2 separate regions of the Homo sapiens genome follow, and region 1 is linked to region 2. Evidence: chromatin loops called from intact Hi-C (ENCODE). Cell type or tissue: endothelial cell of umbilical vein. All regions are shown on one strand. Links, peaks and the distances in the headings refer to the core of each region. The heading gives the core; the rest is flanking DNA. Region 1 holds the start of LOC124904466 (a long non-coding RNA gene). Region 2 has its middle 160 kb from the start of C1orf21-DT.

Evidence for each region. A loop is a pair of places that touch in the nucleus more often than their neighbours do. Peaks named below come from ENCODE experiments on the same cell type or tissue, not always from the same donor. Only the 100,000 strongest peaks of a DNase experiment are listed, where the experiment ranks them.
Region 1: a loop joins it to region 2, with 6 times the contacts of the local background. A loop is called at or near these places in 11 of 110 quality-filtered maps.

What each region holds. Positions count from the first base shown.
Region 1 is chr1:184,149,581-184,155,837 of GRCh38, reverse strand. LOC124904466 (a long non-coding RNA gene) reads left to right here and starts at 2,122. Exons shown (of 2, transcript XR_007066765.1): 1 at 2,122-2,797; 2 at 3,332-5,484. In endothelial cell of umbilical vein, for the core only: no CTCF peak of the experiment used is centred there; a DNase peak (open chromatin) is centred at 3,117; H3K4me3 peaks cover 985 bases; H3K27ac peaks cover 1,218 bases.
Region 2 is chr1:184,219,412-184,225,668 of GRCh38, reverse strand. No RefSeq gene overlaps it. Among named protein-coding and RNA genes, the nearest start is that of C1orf21-DT, 160 kb to the left of the region's middle. RefSeq lists an enhancer at 1,703-2,236. In endothelial cell of umbilical vein, for the core only: a CTCF peak has its summit at 2,903 (motif pointing right); a DNase peak (open chromatin) is centred at 2,898.

The DNA of each region.
Region 1 (6,257 bases), core at 1,896-4,395, 70 kb after region 2:
TGAAGTGTATTTAACTCTTTTTCTATTGCAATTCCCCTATCTTGATAAATTGGCTCTATCTGGGCACCATGAAAAATGAACCCAGTGGGTGGTTACAAATGCCTTATTAAAAGTATTGACTTCAGCAACAAGTATAAACTGGTATTAAAGCATTAGCACATTGTTGAGGGGGAACTGAACATTTGTGCATTGCCCAGATAACACCACACAGATTACCTTGTAGTCACAGGAGGGAAAACATAATGTTTCTTGGAAGAAGAAAATTGTTGTTTGCCTTAATTCACTGGTCACTACTAGAATCTCTAACAGTGGGCGAACCAGAAAATATATATATCATGACAAAATACAATAAGAAGTACATATCTCCTATGATATAATCTAGCTAACAAGGTTTAAATTGAATCCACCATGCTTTTGCCTTTTACTTTCTCTTTTGTTTTGTTGTTTAAGAGATGAGGTCTCACTATATTGACCAGGCTGGTCTCGATCTCCTGGGCTCAAGTGATCCTCCTGCCTCAGCTCCCTAAAGTGCTGGGATTACAGGCAAGAGCCACCACGCCTGGCCACATTTGACTTTCAGTTTATAAGAAATAAGAAGGTCAGAGAAACAAGCTAAATGAACCCACAAGAAAGCAGCTTGTCAAATCCAGAAAATGGGTTGTTCCTTAGGCTAAATGGCCAAATTCATTTAACAAGCCTAATGTCATGTTTATGCTTGGAAAAGGGCTTAAGAAATATCCATGCAATGTGTAGGCCTGAATTGGTTCCTGATTGGACAAACGAACTACAAAAGACGTTTCGGGAATGATTTAGATCATCAGATATAGACTGGATATTAGGTAAAATATAGTGACATATATTGACATGGAAAGTTTTATAAAAACAGTATGTAACAATTCATAAAACGGTATTTTTCTCAGTTTGTAAAAAAAAGATATGTCTGCATATATATGCATGCCTAAAAATTTTGGAAGGATGTACAATAGGATATTAACAGTGGTATGCTCTGGATGGTGGGAATAGTGTATTTTTATTTTCTTATTTTTGTTTATCTATACATGGGCTGCTTTGTAATTATAAGAGGTTTTTAATTTAGTAAGCAGAAAGGTTATCAGTTTAAGTGTGTAAGTTTAATCAAAGCCAAGGGAGTAAATGACGTTGCCCAGGGAAGAGCATGTGAAAAACAAGAAGGTGGCTGAGGAAACAGCTTTTAGCAACATCAAGATTTCAGAGAGAAGACTGGAAGGAGAGCTGGTCAGAGACTGAGGAGGAGCCATGAGGGAACAGAAGAAGCAGGAAAGCCAGAGGAGGAGAGTGTTCCCAGAAACAGGAATGATCAGGTCCCAAACGCTGCAGACAGGTAGGCAGGATGAGGGTTAATTAACACTAGGCCTCTGACCTCACAGTGGGAAATGCATGAAGACTTTTACCCAGGGAGGGGTGAGGAACTACAGGCTGCTCTTGTAAGAAGTTGGTAATGGAGGGAAGGAGAGACACAGGTTGTTGTGGAGGGGGCAGGTGTGCCCATCTTTTCACAAGGAGAGCCGTCGCCATTCAGGTTGTATTCTTTGTGAATGAAAACCCCTGGATCACTACCAGGATATGCTATGAGTGGTACCCCCTGGGAGGAAATGAAAAGGAGGACCCTGGGAAGCACGAGGAGGAACAAGTTATTTGGAAATGGAGAAGAGTTTAGCAATTTGCAGTAAGTCCCAGGGAATGGAGAGATTTGGAAATCTAGGAGGAGAAGGAAGGATCACTTGTGCCACAGGATCCAGGCTTGTGCAGAGGTGGGAATGAGGTGGAGAGCAGAGGAAGCAGGATGGGGTTTGGGGAGGACTGAGACAGGTGTCCTGTGAATCAGAGGGCAAGGGGCCAGCCCCAGAACATGCCAGTCACGCTTCCATGGAAGCTGCCAGACTACAGTGATGATTAGCAATTATAAGTACACTTTGAAAGCAACTTTTCCAAGTGGAATGTGCTGCTATGGGGATTACTGTAGAGCCATACGTGCAGCTCTGAGATCATGTGAACCTCATACGTTACTGGGGAAGGGGATTGCCAACATGATGGGATTTAAGGGACAGCCAATGACCCGTCACCCCCAAACTATCTCCCGGGGGCTTTTCACAATGAGAAGCAATGGGATAACATGAATAGATAATGGAAGGTGTTGAGTCAGTGGATGAGTTTGCAGTCCATCTCTATTGTTATGTACCTTTTTTTGTACTTCAACGAATGCAAATCATGTACTTTTTGAACTTCAGTTTGACTTGCTTCCATGAACATTTACCAAATACCCACTGGGCAAAAATGGCACTGCCCTCAGTTCAGCCCAGGATGTTTCATTTGATCAAGAATCTATTTAGAGAAGGGGCTGGAATATTCTGGAGCTGTGCCTGCAATGAGAAAGATACAACAGTTCTCTGTGTGCCGGGAACAGAGAACTGCCTCCCCGACCCCGCCAAAAAAAAAAAAAAGCCCAATAGAAGAATGAAGGTGCCATGTTGACTGTGACAGTCCTCTTCACGCCGTCACTGAACGAAAGAGCCCCGGTGTCTTCTGTCTTTCTGTCCCATGGAGTTCTGCCTTGGTGCTGCAATCTGTTGCCTGTTGTCAGGGTCAGCAGGTCTCAGATGTGCACACAACCCTCCAAACCGGGGCTTCGAGGAGACCGCAGCTGTCTTCTGGGAGAGGAAGGGGCTGCTCAGGGTCGAGCAGCTCCTAGCGCATTAATTAGAGCCTGTATCCCAACTGCTGCACTTGCTGTGCCTGGCGGCTCTGGGACAAGCTGTTGGTAGGTTTTTTTTCTCTGCTGCCCGTTTCTAGGCACTCATCTTCCCAATTTATCTTTCAAGCAATACCTTGCCGGAGAGGAGTGGTATCCTCCATTCCCCTCACAGCTTTAGGAACTCCGAGGCTTTGTACAAATGTGTACGAAGTGTAGAGATTCCAGCCGACATGAGAGTGGGAAGGAACGCCGCAGTGGGAGAGATTGCAGGGCGGTGCTGGGCTATTAATTAATCAGCTCAGTGGGGATGAGGAAGGAAACGGTAACTCAGAGAGGGGCTCCAGAACTATAGCAAACAGGAAGATTTTAATGAGAAAGTCCCGGAGAGGAAATGACTCAGTGGTTTGGAAAGAGTGGGCTATCCAAACAGAGGGAAGGGAGCCAGTCCAAAGGGGGGCCCCTGAGGAGGGGCAGGACTTTGTTTGGTTCCTAAAACAGAAACCAGCTTCATTCTTCACTCGGGTTTGAGTAGGGGAATCCTTGGGGTGGGAGCAGCTGTTGCTACAAGATTGAGAAACATATCTTGACTTTTTCGGGCAGGGAAACTGAGACCACATGGTGAAGAATCTGTTTGGCGAAAGGGCTGGAAGATTCCGGGGCTGTGCCTGCAATGAGGGATATACAACAGTTCTCCCTATGCCTGGAACAGAGAACCTCCTCTCAAAAAAAAAAAAAAAAAAAAGCCAGACCAAAGAAGAACTAAGGTGAAGAATTTCCTGTGATCATGTTATGCTATGTGCATGCACAGCAGAGATGGAACACATTTTATATTTTCCAATTCAAAAATCAGGGCATGGCATTTAACAAAACATATTCTTTCCAGTTTCTGAATTTGTGTACATGCAATACCTTAAAATGATATGAAATGAAATTATACTTCGTCACAAATTGAAGTAAATGAATTTATTACAATTATAACATTGCATGAAATTGGAAGTGTCTTGGGAAATCTGGAATGAATGAACACTGTGTTTTCAACTGAAGCGTATCTGAGAAGAGCTGAGGAACAAAACTTTACAAATCATGAGTTTATTAGTTTCTTCCTGAATCAGTGGTTGAGGGAGGAGGAAAAAGGAGAGAACAAATTCCCTTCTGAGAGGTGGGGTCAGTGAGAGAGATGCCCTTGCAATGTATTTGAGTGTAAAGGATGAGGAAGCTGGGACCTTGGGGAACTGACCCCCTGATTTTCAACTCTGTGTCTCAGGAGAACCTCAGTTTCCTGATCTGCAAAGTGCACACAGAATTGCTATGAGCTGATATCCACTGGGTACCAGTGTCTGTCCCTGATGGGTCTTGCATGAATCTTTTCTTCCTTGACCCCATTTCAGGTGATGTATGCAAAGATGCTCCCACTTTTGCAAGGTGCCCTGTCACTGAAAACACCTTGCAATTTCGCTGGCATCTGGGGATGGAATAGACATGGGCATTTGGGCCTCCTTCAGAAGGGCAATGAGGCCAAGCCCCGTCAAACAGGACAAGCCAAGCTGCTGCTGGTCAGTGCCCCTGTGCACCAGTAATGGGCTGGGCCTTTTGCTGGCTGGAGAGGAAGCTCTAAACAGTCTGGAAGTAGAGAAATGTTTCTGTTGAACTAGGCTAGAGTGAGAGCTTGATAATTTTGGAAGAGTGAACATCAAGAGCAGTAAAGAGGGAAAAAATGTAAACACAAATGACCCGCGGAGCTCCCGGTACATTTTGTCTGCCCCGAAGAGCAGCCTTGGCAGGAAGACTGTGAGAACCTCAATCATGATCACGAGGACCTTCCCAGCCTTGGCTGATCCAGCAGTGGGCTCCTTTAGGGACTTAGAAGGGCATTTTATAAGCTACTCACCGAGGACCTCCTGCTAGGGGTAGGGCAGAGATTCTTGTCATTTCCACCTAAGCCCAGCTTTCAATGCTGTCAATTCTGGGTACCCTGGCTTCTTCTACAGAGGTCTCTGTCTTTTAAATTTTGTCACTTACACTACTTGCTTCAATGACTTTGAACTTGGCGTGCCGTTCTGTGGCTTTGCTGCTGTCTGAATCACATGCTTTTGCCTGCATTACCAAGCAGGGCTTGGAGCCCAGTCTCAGGAGGAGGTGGCCAATGCTTCCCATTCCAGTTACCAAGGCTAGCTGGGGGCTTGTATCATCACTAGCACACTCTCTTCCTCAAGTTCTCTTTTCTCATTCTAAATTAACCTTCAAAAAAGTTTCCAAGCGGGGTCTTGGGAGGAGTTCAAGTCAATTCAAATTAATGAGTATTTGAGAACCTACTATGTGGCCAGGCATGCTGTGGGATACCAGGGTGAGTCAAACCTTAGTTTGTACTCCCCTAGGCTTTGCATGCCTAGAGAGGAAACAGTGCCAACAGGCTGGGAGTACAGGCAGACTGATGGAATGGAAACAGTTCATTGTTCTCATATTCATTCAAAAAATGTTTATTGAGCACCCACTATGTGCGATGCACCTTTCAGTACCTTGGGGCTATAGCAAAGGGCACAATTATGGGATCTAAGATCAGACAGAATTGAGTCAAAGCCCAGCCTTTGACATGAGCGTGTTCTTGGGCAAGTCCCCTGAACACGCTGATCTCCAGATTTCTCATTTTTAAAATGTAAACCATAACATATTAATATTAATAATACTATTTTGCAGTGTTCTTGTGAAATCAAGATGTAGGTATGATAGGCATGCAATAAATGTGGCTGGTTGTTCTAAAATAGATGAACAACTATGTATAATGGTTGAATATGCAAGTGGAGAGGTAAAGAGAAATAATTTTAATTTTTGACTGAATGCATGGGCATGACAGAAAGAGAAATAAAGCTGCATACTGTCAGCCTTTGCCTGTGCTGTTTCCACATGTGCAGATTCAGCCAATCTTGGAAAATTGGAAAATATTTGAAAACATTTAAATAGCAATACAACAATAGAAAAAGGTACAACTAAAAATAATGCAGTATAACAACTATTTGCATAGCATTTACATTCTATTAGGGATTATAAGTAATCTAGAGATTATTTGAAGTATACAAGAAGATATGTGTAGGTTATATGCAAATACTATGCCATTTTATGTAAGGGACTTGAGCATCTGTGGAATTTGGCATCTGTGGGGGTCCTGGAGCTGATCCACTTCAGATACTGAGGGAGAACTGTATAGACAGGTGGCATTCTAGACCAGGGTATGCCTAAAGCAGTGTTCCTCAAGGTTCCAGGAGTTTTCTAAAAGAATGATGTAATTTTTCATTTTAAAACTAGACTTTGATGATTATCTCATCTACATAGATGCATACACAGTTGACCCTTGAACCACATGGATTTGAACTGTGCAGATTTATTTATATATATATTTTCTTCTGCCTCGACCACCCCTCAGACAGCAAGACCAACCCCTCCTTTCCTTCTCTTCCTCAGCCTACTCAGTTAGAAGATGACAAGGATGAAGACCTTTATGATGATCCACTTCTACTCAATGAATAGTAAA
Region 2 (6,257 bases), core at 1,911-4,410:
AACGGACAATACAGGCAGCTATGGGTCTCTCCCTTCAGTAAGAGATGTGACATATGCCAGGAAAATGAGATGGCTCCCTCTTCATTTCAAAAGCGTGCTTCTTACCATGTCCAGGCATAGCTACCAGGTGGCTCACTTTGTCTGATGGGCACACAAAGGTGAGGCATATGTCCCAAAGCTGACCCTAGAGCAGCCGCCCTTCTCAGGGAGATGAAGATCTGTGCCTCCTGGTCTCAGCTTGACTCTGAGTTTATCCTGTAGCCTTAAGCAAGCTGTCAAACCTCTGTGTATACCTCCGCTTCCTCTATTGAAAAATAACAGTTCTGGATTTTGTTAATAGTCCTGGAGGAGAGTTATTAACATGAGGTGTGATACACAGAAATAAATATTAATTAAAGCTGACAATGATGATGGTTTTGCAAACATAAAAGTGCTGTAGGAAAAATCTTGTCTGATTCTACTGAATGATTTCCATAAAGCTAGGCTGGGCTCCCAGATAATATTATGGAAGGATTACACAAAACGACTGACATTTTCAATTTATTCTTTTAGCTCATACTGCTTTATATTTAGGCAGCTGTCTAAGGAGACACCATCAAAATGCCATTAGTCACCATGGGGAAAAAGTGTTCATAAGTGAAGGCATGCCATTAATCTACAGCATCAGTGTTATGGGTTTATCAGCATGGCACACCAAGTGGGATGTCAGAGGAATGGGCTTCATCTCACTGCAGAATGCAGTGGATCAAAAATGGACCAAGAGCTTCCCAGCCTAAGAGTCTAGTAAACTCCAGAGGCTCGATGTCAGATTCAGAAGAATTAAGGCAGAGCTATGCTCTTTGAGGAGAAACACATACAAGAAGTTCAAATTTTGTCCCCAAGTCTTCTTAAAGTTCAAGAAAATCTCTTCCCACTGAATTTAAATTAAGGCCTTATTTCCATGACATTTGATAATCCTTTATTGAGTATATCCTATGCACTGTGGGCACTTCTGTCCTCAACACTGGAGATGTTGCGAGTGAGAAGACACAATGCCTGCATTCAAAGAGCTTATGATCCACTCAAGAAGTCAGACAAGAGATAAACAATCTTAGCACAGGGTGTTACATGATCTGGAGAAGTAAGCCCAGGGTGCTGTGGGAGACAGAAGGGGAATCTGGGTGCAGCTGGAGGAAGCCTTCTGCCTAAAGATGGCTGATCAGCTCCTTCTGGGTAAAGAGGGTGGTCAGTTCTGTGTGGTTAACTTCTCTCTCTCCTTCCTGACAGAGAGGAGGCAGAGACCTGGGGGAAAGAGAATTGATTACAATCAGTGATTGTAATGGAAGAAAATTCTGCAAAAAAAACCCATGGTGATGTAGAAAGGGGAGAACTGCCTTCAGACAAGATGTTTTTAACGAATCTATGGAAGAAAAAAAGGTGGATGGAGGAGCAGTGCTGGGGAAGCAGGATGAAGCTGAAGCTTCCCAGACGGCCAGAAGGTGGGTGGAGAGAGAGGGAAGGAGGGGAGGCTAAGACTGAGAAGAGAGGCTCAGAAAGGCTCTGACGCTGGAACTCAAGCCTAGCAGAATTGAGAGCTGGAGTAGGATAGGCCAGAGAACACAAGAGGAGTCATTGAAAACCTTTGAGAAAAACTCTCGATGGGACCACCCACCCATGCCAGTGTATTCAGCAGTTAAGTGTCCATCTCCAAAATAAATCAGGTGTCCTTCAAAGCACTGAGTGGCCCCAGAGAGCAGACCTGCACCTTCTGGCACTTAGAAGTCCTTCTGAGTAGAGCAGGCTTTCTACTCCATCACCCTAATGCCATGGTTCTCCGCAGTGAGTGATTTTGCCCCCCCAGGACATTTGGGAGTGAGTAGAGAAGACATTTTTGGTTGTCTGTGAGGACAACAAACTTGGGGAAGGTGCTACTGGCACGTGGAGGGTAGAGGCCAGAGGTGCTGCGAAACATACTACACCGTGGAGGAGAGACTCAGACAACAAAGAATTATTTAGCCTCAAATGTCAATAATAAGAAACTCTAACATAAAGTTCTCCAGTTTACAAACCCCACCCCCACAAACTCCAAACAGTACTCCACAGCCATTTCAGCATTGTCACGTTTCAGTCATCAAGGATCTACTTAACCAAGTGCCTGGCCCCGCTGGATGCTGTAAGACGGGGGTCCCTAACCCCCAGGGCCACGGACTGGTATCTGTTAGGAACCGGGCTGCACAGCAGGAGGTGAGTGTGGGCCAGCCAGCATCACCACCTGAGCTCCGCCTCCTGTCAGATCAGCGGCAGCATTAGGCTCTCATAGGAGCATGAACCACACTGTGAACTGCGCATGCGAGGGATCTCGGTGGCTAAGATTCTGAACCATTCTACAGCGTAACACTGATGCTGTAGATTAATGGCAGGCTCTTTATGAGAATCTAATGCCTGGAAATCTGTCACTGTCTCCTACCACCCCTAGATGGGACCTTCTAGTTGCAGGAAAACAAGCCAGGGGCTCCCACTGATTCTACATTACAGTGAGTTATATAATTATTTCATTACATATTACAATGTGATAACAACAGAAATAAAGCACACGATAAATGTAATGGGCTTGAATCATCCCGAAACCATCCCCACACCCCGCTGGTCCATGGAAAAATTGCCTTCCATGAAACCGGTCCCTGGTGCCAAAAAGGTTGGAGACCACTACTGTAAGAGATGCTTTACGGCAGATCCATGACATGGTCACTGGGGACATGGAAAGAGAAAGGGTGTTTCCGTGTTGCTTTGAAAAACTCTGAGGCAATGCAACCAAAATTTTAAAAAGAAGAAAAAGAAAGCGTCTGAATTAGGAAAGAGCAAACAGCTTCGGTACATGCTACTGGGAAAAACGGCTTTTCAGGGTTGACCGCAGTACCTATCGATGGCCAGCAGAGGGCAGATGGGGCAAAAGAGCAGGAGAAAGGGAATTTCTGCCCTTCAGGGAGGCAATTCCAGTAAGAATACATGATTGTAAGTCAAGAGTCAACTGGAATTAAAAGCAGGAAATAGAGAAGGCAGTAGCTCACTGACTCCAAGACAATGCAGGTTTCACACAGTTGGGAGTCGAGGCCACAGAAGAACTAGGGAACCCAGGGCACCAAGGCTGAGGGGTAAGGGGCCAGAGTGGGCATGGGGCTTGGGTGGGAGAGCCCGATCCATTGCCAGGTGCTGTGCTCACCATACACAGGGGGAATAGGCCTCTGAAACACCTTCAGTGTTTGCCTCTGCCTCCTCTCAGCCTCCGCTTTGCTTTTTATAGGCCCAGTGCCTGGTATGACAATCAGAGGAAGCTGAAAAGCCTACCTGCAGGCCATGCAATGATGTGGGTGGATTTGGAAGAGGTGGATTCTGCTGGTGGGAAAGATGAAACCTGGCTTTGGTTGGTAGCAGGCTATTCTATATGTGAGTTTCTGCCCAACAGTTCCATGGTCGCCCTGCAAACCCAGCATCACACTGTAGTGTGTTTTGATCGCATAAACCTCCTTGAAAAGTCATTCTATAAGCACTTCTTGTTTTGTAAAAATAAAGTGTATTAGGGTTCTCTAGAGGGACAGAACTAATAGGATAGATGTATATATAAAGGAAAGTTTATTAAGGAGAATTGACTTACATGATCACAAGGTAAAGTCCCACAATAGGCCATCTGCAAGCTGAGGAGCAAAGAAGCCAATTTGAGTCCCAAAACCTCAAAGGTAGGGAAGCTGACAGTGCAGCCTTCAGTCTGTGGCCGAAGGCCTGAGAGTCCCTGGCAAACCACTGGTGTAAGTCCAAGAGTCCAAAAGCTGAAGAACTTGAGTTTGATGTTTGAGAGCAGGAAGCATCCAGCACGGGAGAAAGAAGATGGGCGGAAAACTCAGCAAGTCTGCTTCATTCTAGCCATGCTGGCAGCTGATTAGATGGTGCCCACCCACATTGAGGGTGGGTCTGTCTCTCCTAGTCCACCGACTCAAACGTTAATCTCCTTTGGCAACACCCTCACAGACACACCCAGGAACAATACTTTGCATCCTTCAATCCAATCAAGTTGACACTTAATATTAACCATCAAAGAAGAGTTAAGACATCTCTAGGGGAGTTTTCAGGGAATACCTGGAAATATTCTGGTGTCCAATAAAGGTAAAATTCTCATCAGAATCAACACACAGGGTATCTTCCCAAGCTCATTTTTATCATCACTGATGATAGTTACTCATTCTCCAAGTTTATTTCATGAATGTTTAGAATCAAGTCTAAACATCTCAGAAATCTCATTTATTAATAATGTATATCTAGCCGAGTGAGCAATGAGGAAAAGGTTTAATGTCCAAGATTTGGGGCTGGAGATAATATAACCTCTACCATGCTTACAGAATATAAAATGCTGGCCTAGTCTAGAAACCCAATCAAATGGCAACACAAAATGCAGACTACAAGTGTGGAATATTCTGATTTATTTGCTGTTTTAAAAAACCCTTTTTGCCTGATACCTATCAAAACCAAAAATAATCCTCTCACACAAGATAAGCGGGGATAGGAACTACACATTATTTAGGAGCTGGGCATTGTTGTAAGTACTTATTTGTTCTGGCATTTAATCCTCAGAACAGCCAACTGAATTAGTATTATTATGCCATTTTATAGATGAAGAAACCAATGTTCTAAGACATCACTGTAATAATCGAACAAGTTTTGTTGTTGTTGTTGTTGTTTTTAAGTGTCTTCTGTATCAGGAACTGAGCCATATTCTGGAGAAAAACAGAAACAATGACAGTGTCTCCCCCGTCTGCGGGATGTAGATATGTACACTGACAATTACATACTACAAATACTGTAATGGAAGTGGGAACACCTGGAATCTGCCTGGGTCAGGGACAATTTCATAGCGAGGTGACTCCAGCTGATTCCTAAAAGAATAGAGATTTTCCACTTTTCCCGTCTACTTGATGCTGTGATCTTATACTGTTGCAAAGTGATATCTCCAATTTCCATGGAAACTCCCTGCAGGCTAATTAGAATCCAGTTTATAAATTTAAAATAGGTAGAGTTTGATATTCTCTGATGCACACCGGTGTCTACTTCCTGCTGGCAGAGTTCTGTGGCCTTTTTGGGGATCCTTGGGATGGGACAAGGCTGATAAAATAACTTACCAGCTGGAGGTCACCACTCTTATCTAGCAATGGCATTCAATTGCTAGATAAGACACAAGTTGATAAGACTCAATTGACCCATGTGGCCCACCTGAAACGCCACATGGGGCAATTGAACCACCCGTCTCTTCCACCTGCCCTAAACTGCTACTACTTTTGGGGCTAAAGTGCCCTCTGCCCTTCACTGGTGGTTCTCAGAGCAGCTCTGGCCAGCTCGCCAGTGGCCCTGCCTGAGAATCCTCAGTGGAGTTCCATGTCTAGAGGAAGTCAAGGAAAAGAGGCCCACATTAGTGGAGAATTGCGCTCGTCTGTGATTGGTGGAGCCTCTCTAAGATTTTTCCAGCGTCAATATTCCCTTTCAAACATCATTAAAGCTAAAAGGAAAAGTCAGCACTAGATGTGAGGAAGCAGATTGGAGTCCTGTGTGTTATATGGCGACAACTGCCTCCATCGCAGGGCTGACTCACCGTCGTGTTATTGACCGGAAGAATATTTATTATCACAGGTCAAAGAATGAAGCATACTTCTCTCATTTCACTCAATTAATTTGTATAAAATGTTAGTTCATAATATGTGCTGTAATTTTCTTTAAAAACTTTTTTTTAAGTCAAGCTTTGTCAGCTATAAGAAGTGATGGACAGCAGCTAGGTGCTTAAGGCAGCCTGTGGGTTCTGGCTCAAAAGAAATAAGAAAAAGCCAAGACCCCCTTGACTTGCCTGGAGACCTTACAGAATATTAACATGGAGGGTTCATAACAGGCAATATAGTTCATTTTAATTAGGATCCCACAACCCTAGAAATTAAGTTACAGAAGATCTATTAGGTCATCTGGCCTATCGCTTTCCCTATCCCCTGTGCAATGCAGGATTGTTCCCTGGGGTCTGCTCACAAATGCATGGTTCAGTCTACATTTAAATGACTGCAACTATGAGGCTTACGTCATCCCCCTTGGGGATGACTATTACGTAGTCTAATGGATTTCACCATGATTATTTTTCCCTCCAGAGATTCTGCCCAAATTTCTCTTTGCTTGAATTTGTCTCATTTTTCCTCATTATATACCTTCAGGTTCAGAAAAATCACAAAAATGACAGTGAGAATGACCAAGTC